Regions from separate parts of the Homo sapiens genome. Here region 1 is linked to region 2. A link is a contact called in ENCODE Hi-C or POLR2A ChIA-PET data. All regions are on one chromosome and are shown on one strand. The core of a region is the stretch at or near the end of the contact, and the rest is flanking DNA. Distances in the headings are between cores, read along the strand shown.

Region 1 (5,432 bases), core at 1,194-3,693, 76 kb before region 2:
ATGAGCATGGGCAGGGGCTTTCTCCTTGGATGTGGGACCCACAGCAGCTTCCTGAGGCTGGGGGTGGGTGGGTGGGTGGTTTGGCCTTGAGGACGCTAGGGCAGGCAGCACACCTGGATGTGGACTTGGACTCGGACACTTCTGCCCTGCACCCTGGCCCGCTCTCTACCTCTGCCCACCGTTGTGGCCCTGCAGCCGGAGATCTGAGGTGCTCTGGTCTGTGGGTCAGTCCTCTTTCCTTGTCCCAGGATGGAGCTGATCCAGTAACCTCGGAGACGGGACCCTGCCCAGAGCTGAGTTGGGGGTGTGGCTCTGCCCTGGAAAGGGGGTGACCTCTTGCCTCGAGGGGCCCAGGGAAGCCTGGGTGTCAAGTGCCTGCACCAGGGGTGCACAATAAAGGGGGTTCTCTCTCACTTGGCTTGTATCCAAAGGCTACTCCAGGCCCGGGTGCCCCCACCATCCCTGCTGCTGGGCGTGGGGGGAGTGTCTGGGTCATCCTGCATCACTCACCTCCAGCTGGCCAGATCCCTCAGGCCCCCAGTCAGACCAGCGGCCATCTTCTGGCACCCTCCCTGCTCCCTGGAGGGTCTGAGAGCCCAGGGGGACCAGGGGAAGACATGGCTGATGGGCAGACTTTGAGGGCACAGGGTGTGACAGCCACCCAGATGGTGACCCCAGCTGCCCTGTGGGGATGTACTGGGCAGGCTTGGCTTTGGGCCAAGATCCAGACACCACCCCCGCCTACCCCTCAGTGTTCAGGGAAGCTGGCTGGGGAGAAGTTGGGTGTCTCAAGGAGCAAGGGTCTGCCCATCCCTGGGTGGGGGCTGGGCAGGGTAGGGAAAATAGCTTTCCTTTCCCTCCTGGTGAAGGAAAAAGAGGCCACTTTAACCCAGGGAATGTGCACGCTGGTCCCGTTCCCACTACGCGCTGCAGCTTATGTGTGGGGGAGGGTCCAGGCCATTTGGGGTCAGGCAGTGTCTCTAAGGACCAGGGACAGTCTGTGCCCTTGCTTGGGTCTTGGGTAGGGGTGGAAACCGTCTGGGAGTTGGGGGCCTCCTGGGGCCTGGTCAGTGTAGTGGTCAATCCCGGGGGAAGTCCAGTGTTGGCGGTTGGGGGTGGGAGGAGAATGGTGACACAGCCCCACCTCAGAAGCCTGGTCCGTGCAGGGCCTGCTGGACCCCTGAGCCCCACCACGGGGAGTAAGGGGGACAGCGTGGAAGCTGGGCTTCCTGGAAGAGGTGGATGGAGTGCCACAGGCAGCCCAGGGCACAAAGGGTATGGGCCACAGGCAGCTGTGGTTTGGGTGGCCCTGGGCTGCCCCGCTCACTGGTCACGAGCTGGTGAATGCCGTGGAGCACGGCCCAAGCCCAGGTGTAAAGCTACTACCACCCTTGAGCGGCTGAGCTGCTGATTCATGGCAGGAGGGCGGGGCAGAAGGCCCTAGGGATCCTGTTACCCACCAGCCCAGTGGGCTCCTGGGGTGCCCCAACATCCCTTCTGAGATCCAGGTTCCTGGGCTGGTGAAGGGGTGTCAGGGTGGGGCTTTGCCCTCAGGAGCATCTGGTCCAGGATGGGGCCAGACCTATGGGAGGACAATGCCCACACAGAGGGGTCAGGCGGAGGGCCCCAGCAGGTCCCCATCCCTGCTGGAGAGAGTGCAGCCACTCTCAGCCTGGGTTTTGCAGGACAGGACAGGCAGGGGTGGGATGGGCAGAGACACCAGTACTTGCAATGCTTGGAGCAGGCACCCCACAGATGGGGGGAGCAGGGGGAGGAGCTGGGGGTCCAAAAGGGCCCACGGGGACCTATGGGACTGAGAGGCCCGGGGTCAGTGGCCACAGGAGTGGGGTTGGGGATGCAGCCTGAGGAGTTTGGGGGACAGACCCCTCCGTGTAGAAAGAGGGATACAGGCAGGACAGGTGCAGATGGACCCCTTGTTGGGGGACGGATGGATCAGGCTCAGTGGTAGGGCATCCTTGGGGGTGGCCTGCGAAGTTGACCCCGGGAACACAGGGCTCAGCCCGACTTGCGGCTGCCATAGAAGTCAGCGCTCAGGCTGTCAAGGATGGGCCCTGCGCCCTGGAGCCGTGGGGAGTTAGGACTGGAGCGGGCGGGGGGGGGGGGGGGGGGCTCCTGCTGAGACCCCCCCAGGGCGGGGAAGTTCAGCCAAAGGGGAGAGGCTGGCAGAGGTATCTCCGCGCCGCGTCCGGCCCTTTATGGGGACGAAGCTGCGGGGCGGCGCTCCCCTCCCCCTGCGCTTCCCCCCAGGCTCCGGCCCTCCCCAGGCTCCGGCCCTCCCCCGGCGGCGGCCGCCTCGGGTTTCCGGAGGGGCCGGAGGGCGGGCGAGGGCGTCACGTGCGCGCCGCCCGCGGGCCGGTTGGTCCCCGGGCGGGGGAGGGGCCGTGCGCAGCCTGGGTCGGGGTCGGGCCGGGGTCGGCACCTGGGACATCCCTGAGGGAAGGGCCGGGAGCGGGAGCGCCCCAGCGGCCGGCGGGCGGGCGGGCGAGCGGACGAGCGGCGCGGAGCCGGCCCGAGGCGCGCGCCGAGGGAGCCCCGTCCCCGGTCGTGGGGGCACCGCCCGCAGGCTCTGCGGGGTGGGCAGCTCCCGGGCCTGCCATGAGCTCTCCGCCGCCCGCCCGCAGTGGCTTTTACCGCCAGGAGGTGACCAAGACGGCCTGGGAGGTGCGCGCCGTGTACCGGGACCTGCAGCCCGTGGGCTCGGGCGCCTACGGCGCGGTGTGGTGAGCGCGGGCCGGGCGGGGCGGCCGGCGGGGCGGGCGGGGCCTGCGCGGGGTGCCCGGCCTTCCCGCTAAGCGGTCCGCCCCGCAGCTCGGCCGTGGACGGCCGCACCGGCGCTAAGGTGGCCATCAAGAAGCTGTATCGGCCTTTCCAGTCCGAGCTGTTCGCCAAGCGCGCCTACCGCGAGCTGCGCCTGCTCAAGCACATGCGCCACGAGAACGTGAGTCGCGCGGCCCCGCTCCGGGAAGGCGCCGCGGCCTCGGCTTGGTTCAGCTGGGCTGGGTTCCCCCACCCGGCAACCCCTCCTCCAGGCAGCCTGCTGTGGGGCCGGGCGGGGGTCGGGCCGTGGGTCCCCAGGGGAGAAGGAGAGCAAGGCCTGTCTCTCCTTGGGAGACGACTCCCCCAAGGGCCGTTCCCCATCCTCCGCCAGCCCCGGGAAGGACTCAGCCCCTTGACTCGGCGCCTCAGCCAGGCCCTGGTCAGGGAACACGACTTGGCCAGGCCCAGGGGATCCTCCAGGTCTCACGCCAAGCCTTGCCCCCAGCCAGGAAGCCCGCGGTGAGAGCATGCTCCCGGCGGGAGGATTTTCCTGGAAGGGGCACCTTCCCTCTTCCCCATCCCCTTTCCAGCCCCTCTGTGGAGCCCACTCTGCTGCTGTCCATCTCCCGAGTCTTCCGACCCGGTGGTGGAGGGGGAGGAGGGGGGCGCCAGAACGCAGGGAGTGTGTTGAACCCTCAGGAGCCCCTGGGGGTGAAGGGTTTAGGGAGCTGCTGTTTGAGGAGCACTGGGCGTGGTGGCCGCCTCACAGACACCCTCCTGTGCGTTGTGGGGGCCCATCCTTTCCAGTCCTTCCAGTGAGATGCCACGTACAGCTGCCCTGGGCCTCTCCCATGGCGGTGGCTGGCTGCTAAGAACCCGATCTCTCTGCCAGGGGTGCTCTGGTTTCTGGATACAGTCCCACTTGTCCACTGCCCCCCACGTCACTCCTGCCCTCCCCCTGGTCTGGGCCCAGCCTGAGGGCTGGTGGTCTGGGCACCCGGACCCTACCTACAGGGTGAGATGCTCTGGACCCTCCTGGGTCATCTGAGCCACCGGTGCCTTGGGAGAACGAGTCCCTGCGTCCACCAGCAAAGTGCCCCGTCCACCAGCAAAGTGCCCCGTCCCCCGGTTCCTGGCCACCGCTACTCCCTCAGCCCCTTGGATGGGTCTTTTTCTCTGAGGCTTCCCATGCCCACCCTGACCCCCAGCTCACTACCCTGGGCCCTGTGAAATCCATTTGCAGTGGACACCAGCCCTGCCCGCACCTCGACACCCCGTCACACCCAGCCCTGCCCCCACTTCGCCGGCACCGCACCCCCCCACCACCCGCCCATCACACCAAGGCCTTGCCCCAGGACTGCAGCCTTCCCCACGGCCCCCTGCTCCCACCCACCCACTCACCCACCCGTGCCTTGCCCCATCCAGCCAAGCGCTCTGGGGCTTTTTTTCTTTTTTTTTCTTTTGAGACCGAGTTTCGCTCTTGTTGCCCAGGCTGGAGTGCAATGGCACGATCTCAGCTCACTGCAACCTTCGCGTCCTGGGTTCAGGCGATTCTCCTGCTTCAGCCTCCTCAGTAGCTGGGATTACAGGCGCGCGCCACCACGCCTGGCTAATTTTTTGTATTTTTAGTTGAGATGAGGTTTCACTATGTTGGGCAGACTGGTCTCGAACCCCTGACCTCAAGTGATCTGCTCGCCTCGGCTTCCCAAAGTGCTGGGGTTACAGGCGTGAGCCACCGCGCCGGGCTCCACCGGGGCTTTTCTTTAGCCACCGCCCCGCTGTGCTGGGATCTCCGCTGTGCCTGTGGGCCCACCCCCTGGGCTCCTGGCCTGCAGCTGAGGCTCTTTCCCTGGAACCCCATCTTCCTGGGAGACTGAAGCTCTGTGAGGCCACGTGCCTTGCTCAGCGGGGGAGGAGGCTCTGCCACAGGCCTCAGTCCTGCCAGGCCGCCTCCCTCTCCAGGCCAGCCCCCATACCACAGAGGCCAGGCCAAGTCCTGTGGCCCCTAGCCCACAGGACCCTGCTCTCCGTCTTCTGCTAAAGCACTCTCCCGGGCACCCTCCAGCTCTCATGTCCACAGTCCCCGCTGCCCCCTGGACACCCCCTCTGTTCCCTCTCCTCCTCCCTCCACATTCTTGCCCATGGCTCTGGCCCACGTGGCTCCGGCGGAGCTGTCCTTCCAGCTTGTGTCCATTCTTACCTCACTCTGGCCGGTTCCTACACCACGGCCAGGAGGACGCATTTAGCCTCACGTCCCCATTTAAATCGTCCCCGTCTCTTGGGATCAAAGCCAAACTTCCACCTGGTGTGTGCTGCCCTGCCGGCTCCCTCTGGCCTCTCCTCAGCCCCTCCCTGGCCTGGGCCTCCGCCACCTGGCCTCCCTCCCTGTATTCTTCAAACTATCCAAGTGTGCTCCCTCCTGCCTCGGCCACTCTGTGTGTGCCCTCTGCCAGGTGTCCCGCAGCCCACATGTCTACCTGCCCCTCCACCCTTGGCTGTGCAAAACTCCAGGCCTCCCTGGGACCGTCACCCCAAAATGCTGAGGCGGCAGTTGTCACATGACCTGTCTACTGTCTATCTCCCCAACCAGGGGTGCTGAGGGGACCAGGTCTGGTGGGTCACGGTGCTGTCCGCCTGGGCCTCACCAGCAGAGG
Region 2 (5,003 bases), core at 206-2,705:
CCACAGGAAACCCCTCCCGGCTTTGGCGGGACCGCTTCACGCAGGTGTGGCAGAGCTGGGAGACGGGAAACACACCTGAGCCAGAGCCCGAGGCCTCCTTGCCAGCACACCTGGCAGCCCCCAACCTCCCAGGACCTGGTCACAGTCAATGCAGAGCCCCCACACTGACCACCATGCAGGGGGCCCCACAGGCTCCTGCCACCCACCCACCCTGCCAGGCCCCCTCCTCGGACCCCACAGCATCAGGGCCTCCGGCGAGGCTGGCCAGCATCCCCACCAGTCACACTGCAAGGGCGGCGGCAGCAAGCGGGGAGCAGAGACACACAGCGCAGTGAGCCTGGCGGCCTGCACGGCCTCTTCAGGGACCTGAAAGCTAGGAGGCTTCCATCTGGAGGCTACCGAGGCTGCGGGAGTCCCCGCAGGGAGCTTAGCACCTCCACAAGTTCCTGGTTGTTTCTGGGACGCTAGTGCCCAGACAGCTCCCACTCCATCTTTCTTGTAAGAGTTTTGACAAAGACACACGGCAGCTTCATGATAGCTCAGTTAAAAAGACCTTTTAAGTTTGGGCTGCGCACAGCGGGGGACGATCTGGCGTCCACTTCGCCCATATGGGAACCCCGCTCTGCTCCAATTGAAGGGCAAAGGCACCTACAGAAGAGCGAAGCCCCAGGTTTCAGCGGGGCCGGAGGGGACAACGGGGGTCCGGGGCCTCCCGCTCGGCCTCCCCCAGCACCCCCAGAGACCCGCAGGCCTGGGCCGCCTTCCTCCACTCTCACCTCGGCCGGCTCCACCGCAGGCGGCAGGCGGGGGTGGCTGGGGCCCTCCCGACCCGCGAGGACCCTGGGACTCGAGGTCCGACCCGCGCCTTCCCGCGAGGCCGCCGCTGACCCTCCCCGCCCCAGCCCTGGGGGGCTCCGCTCCTCGGCAGCGCCGCTCCCGGCAGCGGTGGCAGGGGACGCGCGGGGCCTGCTCCCGCCCCAAACCTGACCCGGGCCTGACCCCCACGACCTGCTCCCCCGGCTCCAAAACCTGACCCGGGCCTGGCCCCCCCAACGACCTGCCACCCCGGCCCCCAAACCTGACCCGGGCCCGGCCCCCAACGACCCTGGTCTACCAGCCCCAAACCCTGAATCTGACCCTGGCCTGACCCCCACGACCTGCTCCCCCGGCCCCAAAACCTGAACCTGATCCGGGCCTGACCCCCACGACCTGCTACCCCGGCCCCAAAACCTGACCCGGGCCTGACCCCCCCCGCCCCCGGCCCCCACCCCCCGACTCGGGCTCGCTCCCCCCGCCCCCCACAGTCACCCCGCGGCCCTGACCCGGGCCCGCCCCCCGCTCGGTGCTGGGCCCCGTCCTCACGCACGCGCCGTCCGCGCCGCGCGGCGTACCGAGGCGAGGCAGCGGCGCTCCTCAGCCGGCCTCCATGCGGCGCGGGCCCTCAACGGACGGGGCGGGCTGGGGCCGCGGGGCGGGGCGGGGCGGACGGGCCGAGGGCGCCGGCGGCCGCGTGGCATGCCGGGAAGTGTAGTCCCACGCGCCTCCTGCTTGGCCCCGGCCCGCAACTTCGGACTACACTTCCCAGGGGGTAGCGCGCGGGGCCCCCGCCCCCCCCCCCCCCCCCGGCGCTCCCGGGTCCTAAGGAACATCGGCGCGCACTCAGGAGGGAGGGTTCGAGTCCCGCCGCGGTCACGGCCTTGCGAGGCGCGCCCACGTTCTCTGGTCGCAGCTCCCAAGCTGTGAAATGGGGACAATGCTCGCACGGCGTCCACAGGATGGTTTTCAGTCGAATGATATTGAAATGTAACTGTTCTGTGAGCCGTCAGTCCCGCACGAAAGGGACAGCCGATAGTGGGACGCGAGGAGCCGAGAACACGGGATCAGGGAACGCGCTGCCATGGCCTCGGCCTGGCCCCCTTCCCTCTGGGGATCGGCCTAGTCCGTCCTCCGGGGGTCGGCCCAGAGCGGTCCCCGACCCGGGACTCATGCCTCAGCGGGACCTCGGCCTTGCCGCAGGTTGGGGCACCCCGGGAAGGTCGGGCCCCAGGGGCCCCGCGGCCAGCCTAGCGGACGGAGAACCGGGACCAGGTGGGAGTCTTAGGGCGGGCCGACCCCCGGCCTCACGGACCCGGACGCTCAGTCACTTCCGATCGTCCGGAGGCCTCCAGGGGGACCCGGCTGGCCGCAGCCACGCCGACGCTAGACTCTCGCTGTGCGTGTTCGGCCCCGAGGGCAGGGGGAGACGGCCAGGCCCCACCCGCCGCGCCCGTCCTGCCCGGGCGCCCGGCCCCCTCGCTGTACCCAGCCTCTACCGGGGCGGCCGGGACCCGGCGGCCAAGTTGCTGCGCGCTGCGGGCACCGGCGCGGACGGGGGCCCGGGCGCTTCGCCGCCGCATGCAGACGACTCGCTGCCCGCAAGCTGCTGCGCCGTCCGCCTGCCCCGCTCTCCTGCAATGGTCCGGCCGCGCATCCCGGGCCCACGACTTCCTTCCTCCTCCACGACCCCGGGTTCTTGGCTGACCTGGCGCTGGCGCTGGGCTTAGTGCAGGCGTGGGCCTGGCAATGGTTTGCCTGCGGGCTGCATGCGCGGACCCCACAGCCAGCTCCCCGAAGCTCTGCGCCCACCTCTACGGCCCTGCCCCAGCCAAAGGATCAGGTTCTTGGAGCGGGGCCTGCCCTGGGGCCAGGACTCCAGTCACCGGGGGAGGGCTGCTGTGTCTTCCTGCCAGGCACTGATGAGTTAGTTGGGGAAAGGGGCCAGGTGGGGCCAGCTGGGGAACCATTTAGAAGAGGGAGGAGGGCGCACCTCTCTACTCGAGTGCCCTAGGACTAGCTCCTCTCTGGAGCCACGGGGAGGACCTCAGTGAGGGCTGCCCCACGCAGGAACCTTCAGCGAGCCTGGAAGGCTGACCCAGCAGGCCTGGGGTTGGGGGAGTCCAACGCAGCGCCCAGGCTTGGTCTGGGTCTGCCTGAGGCCGTCCACCAGGACTCCGTGCTGGGGAGCCTGCTTCCTTCCAGGCTCCAGGAAGGGAGGCCCCGGCCCCAGCCCCAGGTTCTGAGGAGCTGCCCCGGCTCGGGTGGCCTGCAGGGGTCCCCTCAGGTCCCTGGTCCTGAGTCTGCAGGTGGTCCTCCCGGGGTGGGGCGGATGGGTGAAAATGCCTGTCCACACGGCAGCAGGCTGGGCTGGCTGCCCACTGAGCATTCTTACACAAGAGGCCCCGCCCCCTCCTACAGCTTCCTGGTCCCCAAATGGCCAGGCCTGGCCTTAGAGAGGCCTCTGTCCTCCTTGGTGAAGGACACTCACTTTGGGCCCTAGGGCCTCTGGTTCACATCCTCTCCATTGATTCTCATTGTTCGCTGCCTTTGTGGTCATTCTGCCTTTCCGACCATCTCGGCCACATCCTCACAGGAGGGCAGCGGGTGGCAGTCGCCCCGGCTCCACCTCACCCATTTCTCAGTGCTGGGCTGGTGTGGAGGGAAGATCCCTGGCCTGGGGGCTGGAGGCCTGGGTTCTCAGTCTTGGCCATCTGGGATGGGTGCAAGGTCCTCCTGGAGCCCCTCCTTCTCCATGAGAGGGACGGTTCTATCCACCTGCCAGGCCTGCTTATGCTCAGGGAGGGGGAGGGGCAGGAGGGGGCACTATTTCAAACCAACGCTGGCCCCCGGGCTGCAGAACGACCCTCTGACTCACCTGGGCAAGGTGGCCAGTTGGGGAGGGGAGAGTGTCCGAGATCCCAGCCCCCGGTGGGCAGCAGACAGTGGAGAAGCAGAACTGCCCTCCGATCCGGCTGGGGTCCCCTGCAGGGCTGCACTAGGCTGTGAGGGGCGAGAAGCAGAAAAGGGGGAGATTGAGTCCTCAGGGAGCGTGCTGGGGAAACTGAGGCAGGACCTCAGCCGCAGGCCCTGGGCCACCACCCACATCTCAGGCTGGGCTTGTCTTCTAAAGTTCTGCTCCCAAGCCTGCTTTTCTCTGGGCAGGCTCTGTCCCTTCTGCCGTGGGGGGCAGGCGGGGTTGCCTTGGGAAGAGGGTCAGGTGGAGGTGGAGGACGTGCACCTGGGGTGCCAGAGCTTTTGAGGCCCTGACGCCGGGGGGCTGGCCATGTGGATGCCCTGTTCCTGGAGCAGCCAGAGGAGGGTTTCTGGAGGTGCCCTGGGGGGAGTGAGGAGGAGTCCTAGGGAGGGTGGGGGCTCTCAGGAACAGAAACAAACTGTGTGAAGCCATTTGTGCTGGGAGGGACCGTCTTGGTCCCCGGCTGGCTTTGTCCTCAAGGGGTGGACCTTGAGGAAGGGCCAAGTCCCATTCGGAGCAGAGTGACAGATCCCACAGAAGCAGGCGTTGGGGCAAGGGGAGGGAGGGAGCCCTATGGGGGAAGGCGGTTGGGGCCGGTTCAGCCCTGACCCAGTGCCAAGGGTGAGCGCCACCCTTTCAGGCCTCTGCCCGCCTGCCTCTAGGAACGTGGCACAGCTGGCAAGGACACAGCCAGAGGAACAGGTCTGGGGATAAGGTGGTGATGTTACCTGGGAGAGGTGGGAGCCAGCGTCTCACTGTAGGACGGACACCAGCTCCCCAGCACGGGCCGCGCAGAGGGAGGGCCAGCTCCAGCACAGGGCAGGGTGCTCACTTGAGGCATGAACCTCTTTCCAGACAGGAGTTGGTTTCATACCTCCTGCCAGGCTGAGGCGCACAGGCGGGGGATGGGCAGTGTGGCTGCTGCCCATGGCCCTGGTCACATTGAAGTCTCCAGGTGGCTCCACCTGAGGCCTCCTGTGTCCCCCGGCTCAGCTCAAGCCCCACCTCGGCCTAGACGTTTTCTGGGCAGCGACAGCTCCTCTCACAAGCTGGGAGGCAGGGCCTGCGGGACTCAGCACCACGCAGACCGGCTGCCCCCAAGGACTACTGGACGTCTCCCTACCTGAGCCGAGCCATGCGGGATGCCGGGTGGCTGCTGGGGCAGGGAGGACAGGTGCAGGTGGGCGGGGTGCATGTGTGAGGGTGAGGAGGG

What was found. A loop is a pair of places that touch in the nucleus more often than their neighbours do. ChIA-PET counts read pairs that join two places held with the same protein, here RNA polymerase II (POLR2A). Pooled maps may share reads with other maps.
Region 1: a pooled map shows a loop between it and region 2 (2.3-fold over the local background). The contact joins the promoter of MAPK12 here to the promoter of TRABD in region 2. A Hi-C loop is called at or near these places in 1 of 168 maps with a recorded cell type or tissue (CD8-positive, alpha-beta T cell), 1 of 37 single-sample maps with no recorded cell type and 6 of 50 pooled maps. POLR2A ChIA-PET finds 5 or more read pairs at or near these places in 13 of 52 experiments (CD4-positive, alpha-beta T cell, CD4-positive, alpha-beta memory T cell, CD8-positive, alpha-beta T cell and 9 more).

The regions. Positions count from the first base shown.
Region 1 is chr22:50,258,694-50,264,125 of GRCh38, reverse strand. MAPK12 (mitogen-activated protein kinase 12) reads left to right here and starts at 2,443. Exons shown (of 12, transcript NM_002969.6): 1 at 2,443-2,741; 2 at 2,830-2,959. The coding sequence starts at 2,617. It overlaps MAPK11 (mitogen-activated protein kinase 11), which reads left to right. Exons shown (of 12, transcript NM_002751.7): 12 at 1-413. RefSeq lists enhancers at 1,326-2,057, 3,627-4,127, 4,852-5,424 and silencers at 2,105-2,154, 2,165-2,474, 2,505-2,874, 3,025-3,204.
Region 2 is chr22:50,182,365-50,187,367 of GRCh38, reverse strand. It overlaps TRABD (TraB domain containing), which reads right to left and starts at 1,455. Exons shown (of 10, transcript NM_001320485.2): 1 at 1,392-1,455. RefSeq lists silencers at 707-1,016, 1,283-1,652, 1,923-2,022, 2,213-2,282 and an enhancer at 3,168-3,743.